Linked DNA regions of Homo sapiens: region 1 is linked to region 2. The links are chromatin contacts, found by Hi-C or POLR2A ChIA-PET in ENCODE. All regions are on one chromosome and are shown on one strand. The core of a region is the stretch at or near the end of the contact, and the rest is flanking DNA. Distances in the headings are between cores, read along the strand shown. Region 1 has its middle 99 kb from the start of ITPRID2. Region 2 overlaps LINC01934 (long intergenic non-protein coding RNA 1934).

The links. Hi-C counts contacts between places; a loop is a spot of excess contacts on that map. ChIA-PET counts read pairs that join two places held with the same protein, here RNA polymerase II (POLR2A). Pooled maps may share reads with other maps.
Region 1: a loop to region 2 is called in a pooled map, with 19 times the contacts of the local background. The contact joins two enhancer-like sites. A Hi-C loop is called at or near these places in 1 of 50 pooled maps. POLR2A ChIA-PET finds 5 or more read pairs at or near these places in 2 of 52 experiments (PC-9 and activated T-cell).

The regions. Positions count from the first base shown.
Region 1 is chr2:181,789,458-181,795,583 of GRCh38, reverse strand. No RefSeq gene overlaps it. Among named protein-coding and RNA genes, the nearest start is that of ITPRID2, 99 kb to the left of the region's middle. RefSeq lists an enhancer at 3,662-4,861. Within about 2 kb of position 4,148, at least 9 of the 41 ENCODE cell types and tissues checked have a DNase peak (open chromatin) inside an H3K27ac peak, as active enhancers do.
Region 2 is chr2:181,139,836-181,146,410 of GRCh38, reverse strand. All of the region lies in intron 1 of LINC01934 (long intergenic non-protein coding RNA 1934), which reads right to left. Among named protein-coding and RNA genes, the nearest start is that of LINC01934, 19 kb to the right of the region's middle. Within about 2 kb of position 3,675, at least 3 of the 41 ENCODE cell types and tissues checked have a DNase peak (open chromatin) inside an H3K27ac peak, as active enhancers do.

The DNA.
Region 1 (6,126 bases), core at 2,899-5,398, 650 kb before region 2:
TGGCCAGCCCTATGATTCAGGGCATTGTGGAACACCTAATCTCATTATTTGTCCTGCAAACATATGAAACTCAACACCCCAATATGAACCTCTTCCCCCAACACATTTTTTAAGTAAACTTTTCTTGTTTTAGAACAGTATGAAAAAAAATTGGGAAGATAGTACAGAGACTTTCCATATACACCACACCCAGTTTCCCTTATTATTAATATCTTACATTAGTATGATATACCTTCTACACTTAATGAACCAATATTGACACATTATTAACTAAAGTGCATACTTTAATCAGTTTTCTTTCATTTTTACCTAATGTTCATTTTCTGTGTCAGGATCCCATCCAAGGTACCATATTGCATGTAGTATTATGTCTCTGTAGACTCTTCTTGGCTATGTCAGTTTCTCAAACTTACCTTGTTTTTTGGTTTTGTCTGTTTTTTGTTTTTGAGACAGGGTCTCACTTTGTTACCCAGGCTGGAGTGCACTGGCACAATCATGGCTTACTGCAGCCTCAATCTCCCGGGCTCAAGTGATCCTCCTGCCTTAGCCCCCTTAGTAGCTGGAACAGGCGTGCACCACCACACCCCGCCAATTTTTCTTAAATTTTTGCAGGGACGAGGTCTCATTATCCCAAACTCCTGGGTTCAAGTGATCCTCCTGCCTTGGCCTCCCAAAGTGCTGGGATTACGGGCATGAGCCATCACGTCTGGCTCATACCTTGTTTTTGATAACATTTAGTTTTGAGAAGTACTGGTCCGATAGTTTATAAAATATCCCTCGGTTGGGATTTGACTAACAATTAAACTGAGGTTATGCGTTTTTGGGAGAAAGCTCAAAAAGTTAAAATGCCATTTTCATCACATCTGTCAAGGGCATATTGCCATCACTACGGTGATATATTGATATCACTGTTGGTGGTGATCACCTGGCTGAGATGTGTTTATCACGTGTCTCCACTATGAAGTTATTCTCCTCACCGCTTTCTATCATGTACTCGTTGGTAGGGAGTCCCTATGCACAGCTCCCACTTAAGGACTCGGGAATTATGCTCTACCTCCTTGAGGACTATCTACCTAAATTATTTGAAATATTTCTGCAAGGGAGGTGGTCTCTTCTCCTTCTATTTATTTATTTATTCAATCATTTATGTCAGTATGGATTCATGAATATTTATTTTATACTTTGGATTATAATCTGATGCTACTTTATTTATTTTGGTTGAATAATTTTTATACCTTAGATTATAATCCAATGCTACTTGAATATTTATTTTATACTTTGGGTTATAATCTGATGCTACTTTATTTATTATGGTTGCTCAAATTGTTCCAATTTTTACTACTGGGAGCTCTTTCAGTGAGATCTTGTGTCCCTTTGATGTGCCCCTATCATTGTGTTTTGTTTGTTTTTTGGCTTTTTCTGAGTACTTCCTTTTTTGTGGTACTACAAATACACAAATCTTACTTGTATATTTCTTGTTCCAGTCTTAGAATCAGACATTTCCCCCAAGAAGCCCTCATTCCTTTTATTGCAGAATGGTATGGGAACCCAAGAACTCGATGCTTAGTGTCCATGCTACTAAACTGTCATTGCTTCTTGGGCCTCTCAGCTGACAGATCAGCAAGATATCTGTGTGAATACTAGCCTATACATATGCACATATCTCTAAATATTTCCATATGTGACCATGTTTTAGCTATATGAAGCTAAACATGAATTCATACTGATGCTTCTGACTAATCCGTTACCACGTGGGTTATTCTGGCCTCGTCCCCTTGTTTATCTGTAACCTCTCTTTCCAAAAGTGAGATATCTGACATCTAATACTCATCATCCATTTATTTAATTGTTCAATTTTAGTATATGTGTATAATGGTATTAAAACTTTTATCCCTGTGGGAAACAACTTCATTAATGAGTATATAGTGCTTATGTATAATTTCTTTTGCCATCTTTTTTAGTCATACAGGCCTCACTCATTTCCAGTTACTTAGGTCAGTAACCTTCCCCTATAAAACCTACAGTGAGGTTGTTTCACACATTTGTAATACAGTTACAATCTTTGTCATGTTGGACATTTCATCTTGGGATTCTCCCAACCTCATAAATGATTTTTCTTTAATTTGTATACATTAAGCTCTCCTCTCTCTATTGTACATTTCTATGGATTTTGACAAATACATAGTGACACTTATCCACAGTTATACCATACAGAATAGCTTCATTGCTCTAAAACTTCTCCTGAGCCGCACTTGTTCTGTGCTCCCCTTCTCCCACACCAAACCTCTGGCAATCACTAATTGCTTCCATCTCTGTAGTTTTGTCTTTTCCAGAATGTCATATAATTGGAATCATACTGCATATAGCCTTTCAGACAGACTTCTTTGACATAGCAATATGCATTTAAAATTCATCCATGTCTTTTCATTCCTTGATGGCTCATTTCCTTTTTATTACTGAATAGTACTCCATTGTATGGATGTACCATAGTTTTTTTTTTTTTTTTTTCATTCATTCACCTGGTGAAGAACATCTTGGTTGCTTCCAGTTTGGGACAATTATGAATGAAGCTGCTCTAAACATTTGCATGGCGATTTGGGGGTAGACATAAGTTTTCAATTCAGTTGGGTAAACACCTAGAACAATTGCTAGATCATATGTTAGGACTATGTTTAGCTTCCTGCAAACTGCCAAACTGCTTTCCAAAATGGCTAGACTATTTTGCATTTCTGCCAGCAATCAATGAGAGTTCCTTTTTCCACATCCTCACCAGCAATTGATATTATCTGTTTTTGGAATTTTAGCCACTCTAATAGGTGTGTAGTATAATCTCATTGTTGTTTTAATTTTTAATTTCCCAGTGACAAATGATGTTGATCACCTTTTCATACACTTGTTTGCCATCTGTACATCTTCTTCGGTCTTCCAGTCCATTTAAAAGTACTTAGATAATTTATTGATTGTTAAAGCTATATTTCAAGTTTGTATCACTTTCTTATTAAATATCCTTTCCCAAGAAAAATTTCTAAAATTTGCCACAAATTTGGATTACATGGACAAAACCCTCCATACACTACCAGTTGTGACATTACTGGTAGAAGGAATCTATTTTAAATGAGTATCATGTATATTTAGCAAATTATTTTATTGGTAGTCTACCTATCATCTTAAATACTACTAGAAACTGCCTCTCTTCACATCCAAATATGAAGACAGTGCCCACTATACTTTAGCATACATTACCTAACAATGAAGAAGAGGACACACATATGCCTTAGTAATAACATTGTCTTGCTTTGTGTCCTTGAACAAGTCACTTTGCCATGAGAGGCCTCAGTTTCTTCATCTGTTGTATAATGAGGTGAGTGCAGACAACCTAGAATTCCTTTGACTTTTTTCATTTTATTTTTTACTCTTTTCTACAGTCTCAGTCACTGACCAGAGGCTCATTAACACAGGATTCTTTCCTTTGGCTACCTTTCCTCCTACCACGACCACACTAAATTTTCCTCGTTTAGTTGTTGGTACTCTTTCCAGACCACTCCTTAAGTTCAATATGTACTTTCTCTCACTTTTATTATCTAGAGATCAGTTTCACTTGTTAATATGCTGTGTTTTAATTTTTTCATATCACATCTAATTAGAACTTGTTTTGCTTGAGAGTAATTAAATTTTATGACAGCAAATTAAATACAAGTTGATGGCTTCATGGTTTATCTGAAAATCATCCCAGACTGCTTACTAGAACCTAAATTAAAGTTGTTTCCATCCTCCACTAGGACTCCTTCATGAACAGGATATGTTTCTTGATGAATTTCAGCTTTTGGACTACTCTTTTTTTTTTTTTCTAAAGGATAGATCTGAGAAGCCAAGAAATTGAGCCTGAAAAACAACCCGCCACCAAAGGGTCTTACTCAGGATATATTTGATAAACTCCTTTTTCCTTGTTGTTAAATGTATCCTGTTGCCTTGAAAGAAAGGAGTACGCCTACCTATACAGTGAGCAATTTTCTCTCCAGGGAGTACTTTACTCATTCAAGTTCACCATAGGTCAGGCTAAAAGCAGTCCTGGTATGATTTGTATTTCTCACCACAGTCATCCTTAACTGATTCAGGATGTATGACTAATTAGAAGAAATATACACAGCAGGCACAGTATATGACACACAGCAACCACCTGCATAGGTTGCCATTGTGTTTAAGTTGCACAGATGGCCCCGTGAGTCATTAACTTTTATAAAACGACTTTAAAATCAATGTACTGACAAAGAATGTATAGGACTGTGCATTCAAAAAGTTCAGGTAAGTGAAATGGTAGACAACTGGAAAGCAGTGTCTCCCCCTTACCAAGAATGATTTACAAATCTAAGGATTATATCTTTAAAACCAGAAAAACAAAACTATCTCTAACAGGCAACTCTTCTGTTTGTCTTTTTCAGTCTCACACAGAACTCAAAGCACAGGTCATAGTTCAGGGGCTTGAACGTGTTCACAGCTCCCCTGACTGCATTTGTCTTTTAGTTTGCGTATGATGTTTACCTGGCTGTGGCTGGCCAGACATATATTCCTGGCCTTGTCAGTATCTAAAATTCGATAAATGTTTATTACAGAATTGGAACAAAGAAGAGTAAAAGGGCTTTGAATAAGGGCTGAAGGGGTCTCATCTTTGAGTAACATCTGTGACTGATACCAAGGCATGCCCCAGCAAACAACTGAAAGCAGCTTCCTGTGGGGTGACGTGCTTATCTGATCTGCCCGCTCTGGGTGGGCCCTCAGACTTTAACAGCTAAGGTAGATCCGTATACTCTCGGGTGTAATAATACCTGGAAGGGTTTTAGGTTGGAACTTTATAAAGATGACAAATTTAAAACTAAGGAATAATCTGTATATGCAGATTACTTTAGAGTTAACCCACACATGAAATCAACCACAAGAAAGTCTTCAAGTGTATTACAAGTGCCCCTATCTACTAAGGAATTTGTTCTGTTGAAAAAATAAAATATTCTTTGGTGATTTGGGGGTCTAAATTTCTAAGTTGCCAATGGTTCTACATATTTTTCAGCTGTCCAGTTTCCATTGTTGCTGTTTTGTGGGTCCAAGTCGCTTTTTTCCTACAAAAAATAATAATAAAAGCTCACTTTTCTTAAGGACTTTCCACATTCGCAGAACTCTTCTAAATCCTTTATGTGTATTTTAGCTCATGTTATTTCCTTCTATCATGGACCTTATTACTATTTTTCAGGACATTCTCTATCTCTGAGTCCACAGATGCTCAGTGATAGACCTTAAAATCTGTCGTATCAGCTTCGAAAGTGCAGATAAGGCTTTCCTTCAGTGCTCTCTACTGAATGTGGGTGTGGAGTTAGTGACTGTCTGGGAATGACTGCTCTGTCTGTGTGGCTTTGAAATCTCTGTCTTTCTCTACCTGTGTCCCACTTGCTGATTGCAGGAGTGAACTTCTGGCATGTAACATCTAGAACAGGACGAAGTTGGAAAAGCTTTGTCCATTGCACATGAGCATGGATAACATGACTCTTTCTGTGAAAGATCAATAATAATAGTGCCACATGAGAAGAATCATGATTACTCTTGTAGGTAACTACAACAAAAATCTACTGTTGGCAATTAGTCATCTACTATTTTGGACCCATCACTTGTACAAGGTATATATGTACTGTCTGGTACCTAGTTTAGCTGCATTGATTCATTTTTCACTTCCCATCTCTTAAATATATTTTGCATAGATGGCATTCTGGATAACAAAGAGTTTCTATATGTCTCTTAGGGTAAATGACATTATTGGTGTACAGCTTATTCCATGTAGAAGGATTCTATACTTGACAATGGAGATCTCATTTTACAATCTGTGTATCTTCTTTAGCAAGCACCCAGTTTAGAAATAATACAATTACTAATTTAAAATGATTAATATTTGAGTCCTTACTGCGCTACATACTTCATATTTGTTATCCCCCTTAATCTTCACAGCCTTCCCATGAGATAGATCCTATCCTCAATCCAATTTGACATACGATCAAAGTCTGAATTGAATTGATGATGTTAAATAACTCAACTGTTAAGAGTTGAAAACAGGTCTGCTGACTCTAGAATTCAGTCTTTACCATT
Region 2 (6,575 bases), core at 2,426-4,925:
ACTAAGTACCACCATTCTATGTAATGCTTAACCTCAGCCCTCAGTAACGTCATTGGGACACCCATTCTCAAAACCTCTGCCATTTAAAGCACTACAAAGGGCTGAGAATAAAAATAAAGACAGCTAACAAAGTACACCCACAACATAACAACCATGCTGATCTCACCAAACTTATGTGCAATTATCTGGTTCTTCTAGATCTACACTTCCTGAGTCATTCATTTTGTGACTATGCTGGTATTTGGAAACAAGGTAAAAGAATTGTTAATTTGTGAGCTCTTGTATAAACGATAAATATGATTGAGAAACCATGTAACAGTAGTGTAAAGCTTCACAAATCCACCATACATAAGATGCTGTGGCTGCACTACAGCAATGGTAGGTAGTAAGAGATGACAACTTGCTAGCAGCCCTCGCTTGCTCTCCATGCCTCCTCGGCCTGGGTGTCCACTCTGGCCACACTGGAGGAGCCCTTTAGCCCACCACTGCGCTGTGGGGGCCCCTCTCTGGGGCTGGCCAAGGCCGGAGCCGGCTCCCTCTGCTCGTAGGGAGGTGTGGAGGAAGAGGCGCCCGTGGCAGCCGGGGCTGCGCAAGGCGCTCGCAGGCAGGTGCGGGTTTGGGGTGGGCGCGGGCTCCGCAGCCCCTGCACTCAGCTCGGCCTGCGGGCGCCTGCTGCGCTTGATCGTGGGAGGAGCTCCCTCTGGGCTGCCAGAGTGCCCTGGCTATGTACCCCAAAGTCCCGTGGGTAGTGCCATTGAGAGATGAAGCCGGCTGGGCTTTTGGGTCAGGTGGGGGCTTGGAGAACTTTTCTGTCTAGCTAAAGGATTGTAAATGCACCAATCAACACTCTGCGTCTAGCTAAAGGTTTGTAAACGCACCAGTCAGCGCTCTGTGTCTAACTAATCGGGTAGGGGACTTGGAGAACTTTTGTGTCTAGCTAAAGGATTGTAAATGCACCAATCAGCGCTCTGTCAAAACGGACCAATCAGCACTCTGTAAAACGGACCAATCAGCTCTCTGTAAAGTGGACCAATCAGTAGGATGTGGGTGGGGCCAGATAAGGGAATAAAAGCAGGCCACCCAAACCCTCTCCGGCAACCTGCTTGGGTCTTCTTCCACTTTGTGGAAGCTTTGTTCTTTTGCTTTTCATAATAACTCTTGCTGTTGCTCACTTTTTAGGTTTGTGCTGCTTTTATGAGCTGTAACACTCACTGTGAAAGTCTGCAGCTTTACTACTGAAGCCAGCAAGACCACGAACCCACAGGGAGGGACAGACAACTGGGAATGGGAAGAAGGAACAACTCTGGGTGCTTTGTGAACTGTCACTGTCACACTCACGGCGAAAGTTTGCAGCTTCACTCCTGAGGCCAGTGAGACAACAAACCCCACCGGAGGGAACAAACAACTCCAGATGCGCCACCTTTAGGAGCTGTAACACTCACCGCAAAGGTCTGCAGCTTCACTCCTGAAGCCAGTGAGACTATGAGCCCAACAAAAGGAAGAAACTCCGGACACATCTGAACATCTGAAGGAACAAACGCTGGACACACCATCTTTAGGAACTGTAACACTCACCACAAGGGTCTATGGCTTCATTTTTGAAGTCAGCGAGACCAAGAACCCACCAATTTCGAACACAGTAGGGCTGGAATTGCGAGCTATACTTTCTGTCACTTAGCAGCGAAGAGCCTGTCCTAAGACTAGTAAGTAGCAGGACTAGGACTCCCTCCCAGGTCTCTGAGCTCATGTTCACTGCTATTATCTGTCACGTGTTCAGCGTCAGGGTTTTTTCTCTTTTCCCAAGTAGCAAAGGCTTTTCACAATTGTGTTGCAAAGACCACACCAGAAACAAGACATACAATACTTGATAACATTTTCTGCTTCACCGATGGAGGACTACAACAACATGTGAGGTTTTCTGGCCTTTAATTTCTTTGAAAAGGTCAAAACTGTTAAAAAGGAACTACTTACTGTATTTTGCTAAAAAACATAAACATTGCAACATTTCAGCTTTCAACTTAGAACATAGGAACATTGCCTCCTGCGATTTTGATTTTAGATAACCAACTGCAAATTCTGATACAACTCCTGGCTGACCTTATCAGTTTATATCTAGGGATGTTCTAATTAAAAATAAAATTGAATTCATTTCTTTATCATACTTTTATACAACCATAGATTTCCCAACTTCCTACCACAGTAGGAGGCACTGTGGCAACGTATCAATATAAACACAGTATGGAAAATTCTAAACCAAACCTGATGGGAAATGCACATGATACTATTATTTGGGCTATGAAAAAAAAAAAAACAACCTTGAGGAAGTCTTTTCTGATTTTATTTTCACTGCACTTTGCTATATGCTGGTAGAGTTTCAGTACATGTGAGCGCTGAGGCCCTCAAAGTAAAAATATGGAGGTCTTGAGGTCAGACCAGCTACCCTGCTGTCATTCATTTCCTGTGCTAAGGTTACACTGAAGATAGTTTTAAAGCTTTGATGTAAACAGAGCAAGATTAAAAAGAAAACTTGAAGAAAACAAACTTTCAGGAAAATAAAGGCCATAATTATTACATTAAAAACTCTGCCCTTTGTGCCTTAATATGACATATCACAAAAATGCCATTTTAATTGTTTTACCATATATTTAAATGTTTTGTATTTGTTGTTATTCCCAGCAGCTAACAATAAGAAAATAGCAACATTAAGGTCAGTTTATTGTTTACTAGAAATCATGATTCTAATGAGCTCTGAAGAAAATGTTAATCATAATTCTTTTGCAGTCTTGTAAAATAAATACTAATGCTTATGTATAAAGTATATATGAAGAAAATATGTATATGTGTGTGTATCTTGAATGGTGATTCTCTTTTTAAAATGATTTCATTTTTCTCTTTTCCATAGGAAAAACTGTTTAATCAATTTTACTAAAATTTCACAGCAGAACTCAAAACACATTGCAACAAAATATTTCAGCATATGCTGAGTAGTGCTCAGACCCTTTATATGCAGATATGTATTCCAGAAGAAGATGGCTCTATAAGTTTCATGCATTTAAAGGGCTTTGTCATAGAAAAGCCTTCGTGCTGGACCAAAGTCAGAGAATCTATAGGCTAGCCCTAACTTAGCCGTCTACTGTATGCTTGAGAGCTCTAACACTCACCTTCATATTATTAAAATGGATATAATTATGAAGTATTCAGAAGAATTAAATCCACTATATAAGTAAAAGCACTTAATAAACTGTAGAATAATAACACAAATGTAACATTCATATTATTAATACTACCTGGACTTTAATGCCAAGGTCAGTATTAAGATTCCAGTATATAGATGGAAATAACTCAAAAAAATCTTAAGTTAATTGTAAGAATAAGATAGGTTATCATTTTAATTTTTCTTTCATTATATTTTTGGAATTATAATGAAGATGATATTTTGAGGAGAGCAAAAAGTCTGCACTTATTCTTAAAGATAAGTGTTCCTCTCATACTTCTACTTATGACAAAACAAATTGTTCATTTCCTACTCCCACTTCCTAGACAAAACTCAAAAATGTTAATTTTTTAAAGAAGGCAGTGCAGCAACTCGATTTTAGAATCCTGTGAATCCTCAAATCCACCAATTACCTCTGTGACCACGAGTAAGTTACCTAACCTGTTTCAGTTTCTTCTTCTATGAAATGTAGATGACAATACTACGAACATCTCAGAAGACTGCTGAGAATATAAATGAGTTACACAGGTTTAGAACTTAGCATGTCTAACACAGAGTAATAACTCAATAAATGTTGTTACAGTATGACTACATATTTCCTCACATTGGCATTTTGGACATGCTGATCAACTCCCAATCTCTATTTGTGAAGACCAAAAAGGTTAGCATCCATCCCAGATTCGTCTTCTTTCATGTGTCAAGACACTTTCCATGTAGAGTCCATTCAGATGAAATTACAGCAATCCCCTCTTTCAAGTTCAATTTGTTTGCCAAAATCATCTGATCCAAGAAAACTCTAATACAATTAGGTAGCTTAATGGCCATAATTTCTAGTCTTAAATAATCACAGTAGACTTAGTAAAGATTTATTTCAAATTCTTGCCATATGATTTCATTTTTTTTCATTTATCTGAAGAAAAAAAGGTGTTTATAGAGCTGCTACCACATTGCAGGCATTATTTTAGGTGGTGGGATACAAAGTTAAGCAAAATCAAACAAACAAAAACTGAAAAACATAATCCCTGCCTTTGTGTAATAAGAAAGATAAATATTAAAGTAATTACACAAAATAAATGTAAATTTTCATCTATATTAAGTGATATAAAGGAGAAAAAGCCAGTGCTATGGGAATATAATTCTGTGGGAAAAAAACAAATTATGTTGGAGAGGGAAAGCTTCTCTGTGGAAGTGATAACTTAGTTAGTATTTGAAGAAACCATGAAACTAACAGAGTGAAAGCTACGAACAATCATGTTTAAAGTACAAGGAGCTACGTGTGGGTAACAGGGAGCATGGGGCTTTCAGGGCATGAAAAAGGGAAAGTGAGACTGGAGCTCAGAAAAGGGAAAGCATGGAGTGAATGAGATGAGGCTGGAAAAGGAAGCCAAGCCTTGTAAGCCATATTGAAGAGTTTGTCTTCTTTTCCTAAGGACAAAGGAACACCATTAAAGAATTTTAAGCATAGGTATATAGAAGAGAAGAAGGGGTTAATATAATCAAATATGAATTGTTCATGCAAACAACAATTTAGAGGGCGTCAGAGTACCTATGGAGAAACAAGCTGGGAGGTTGTTGCTGGAATTCAAGAAAGAGAAAGTGGAGGATTAGACTGAGCTAGAAATTTTGCTAGTGATGGAGGAAGAGCTTGGTTTTCTGCAAAATATACATTCTTCTCTTTCATTGCCCAGGCACATTTTTTATATAAAGACATTTCCCTTTTAAAACATCTAAAGAGTCAAAGCAAGGGGTAATCGTGGGTAAAAGGATCCCATATGCATTTGAAGTCATGAGGGAACAGTTAAAATGCCAGTTTCTAAATAATCAGTATTATTTTCCTCCAGGTAAAAGACCTTGTTTAGTATTAATATAAAACAACACTGAAAATGAACCAAAGGGAACAATTTTCATTGAAACACATTTTTATTTTGAAAATGTCATAGGTAAACACTCATGTATGAGAAATCAGGTCAAAGAGTAGTAATGCCTTTGACTTCAGGTTGAAAGAAAGGAAAACACATTCAGGAAGTTAAGAGAGTCACAGGCAACAGATCCTACAGTAACAATTGCAAAATAACCAAAGGCATCATCTTTGGAGTGTGCCAAAAGACCTAGTTGTTGCCATAGGAAGAATATGTCCCACGTTTTGGCCACTAAGCAACCATGTTTTATATGCAAAAGTGATATGTATAATAGCCAAGGCACCTTCTTAGTACTTCACAGCAACTGAGCAAATGTAAACATACACAGACACACACACACCTAAAATACATTAAGCTCACAATCTCACAGATGTGAGAAAATAAAAGGAACGGCACAAAACAGACATGCAGAAACATTCATTACAATTTTCTCTAATGTTATCTCTTCCCAAAAAAAAAACAAAAAACAAAAACAAAAAAACATCAAATGAAATCATTGACAGTCTAGTTCTCCCTGAGTAGAAGGGAGACATTAATTTAGATCATCCTGCACATTGAAAAGTTACTGCACTGCAGGGATTTCCAATTACATAATGCAGAATCAGAATTCTGGGTGTCACTTGGCCGCCAGCATCCATGGGTGAGTTGCATAACACTCCTCTGTCATCTAGCTCATGTGAGAAAAGACTTCTGCTGTTCCAAGAAATGGCACTCTTCTTGGAGACCTTCCCAGTTACACAAAAGAGCATAATTTCCACATTATCCTCTGGCATACTGTCTGGGATAAGTCTATGATAGCTTTATGTGTAAATTATATACACAGTTCTGCTAATGACAGGCATACAGACTGCTTTTTGATGGTAGTGGTGCAGAAAAACAAAATCAATTTGTTTTCCAATTTTTATAAAATGACACCTGAGCTATCTATAATAATCAACAGAGACTCTGAGAGTTAGATGGTAGGTAGAGTAATTGCAGTTATTATCTAACAGACAAGTACTGGAGTTGGCAAGCAATGTCAAAAGGGTGCAGACTTACCAACCACCTCATAACTGGCTTCTTTCAGTATTTTCATTTTAAGTCGTTCAAACTTTTAATTTCATACTTATCTCAGCTTTTCATCAGAGACTGCACTCTTTTGCATGGTGGTTTAATTTTCTACATATGAAAGAACACTTGCAAAAGGGAGACAAAAAAGTAAGGGAAAATGAATATTTCATATACTTATTGTCTCTTTGATGCCAAAATTCCATATGTAGTGCATACTGTTTGCCGGATATGAAGGATAATTTGGAGGATAAGACAGTGTTCTTTTCTGTAGAAACTCACAATTCTCTCATTAACAAGTCTAAAACAGGAAAACTTTTGTATCCTGGCTATCAGCATTATTTGGAAAGTTTCTTTTTAGTTTATTAAATTCAACAATTTTAAACTAAATAAAA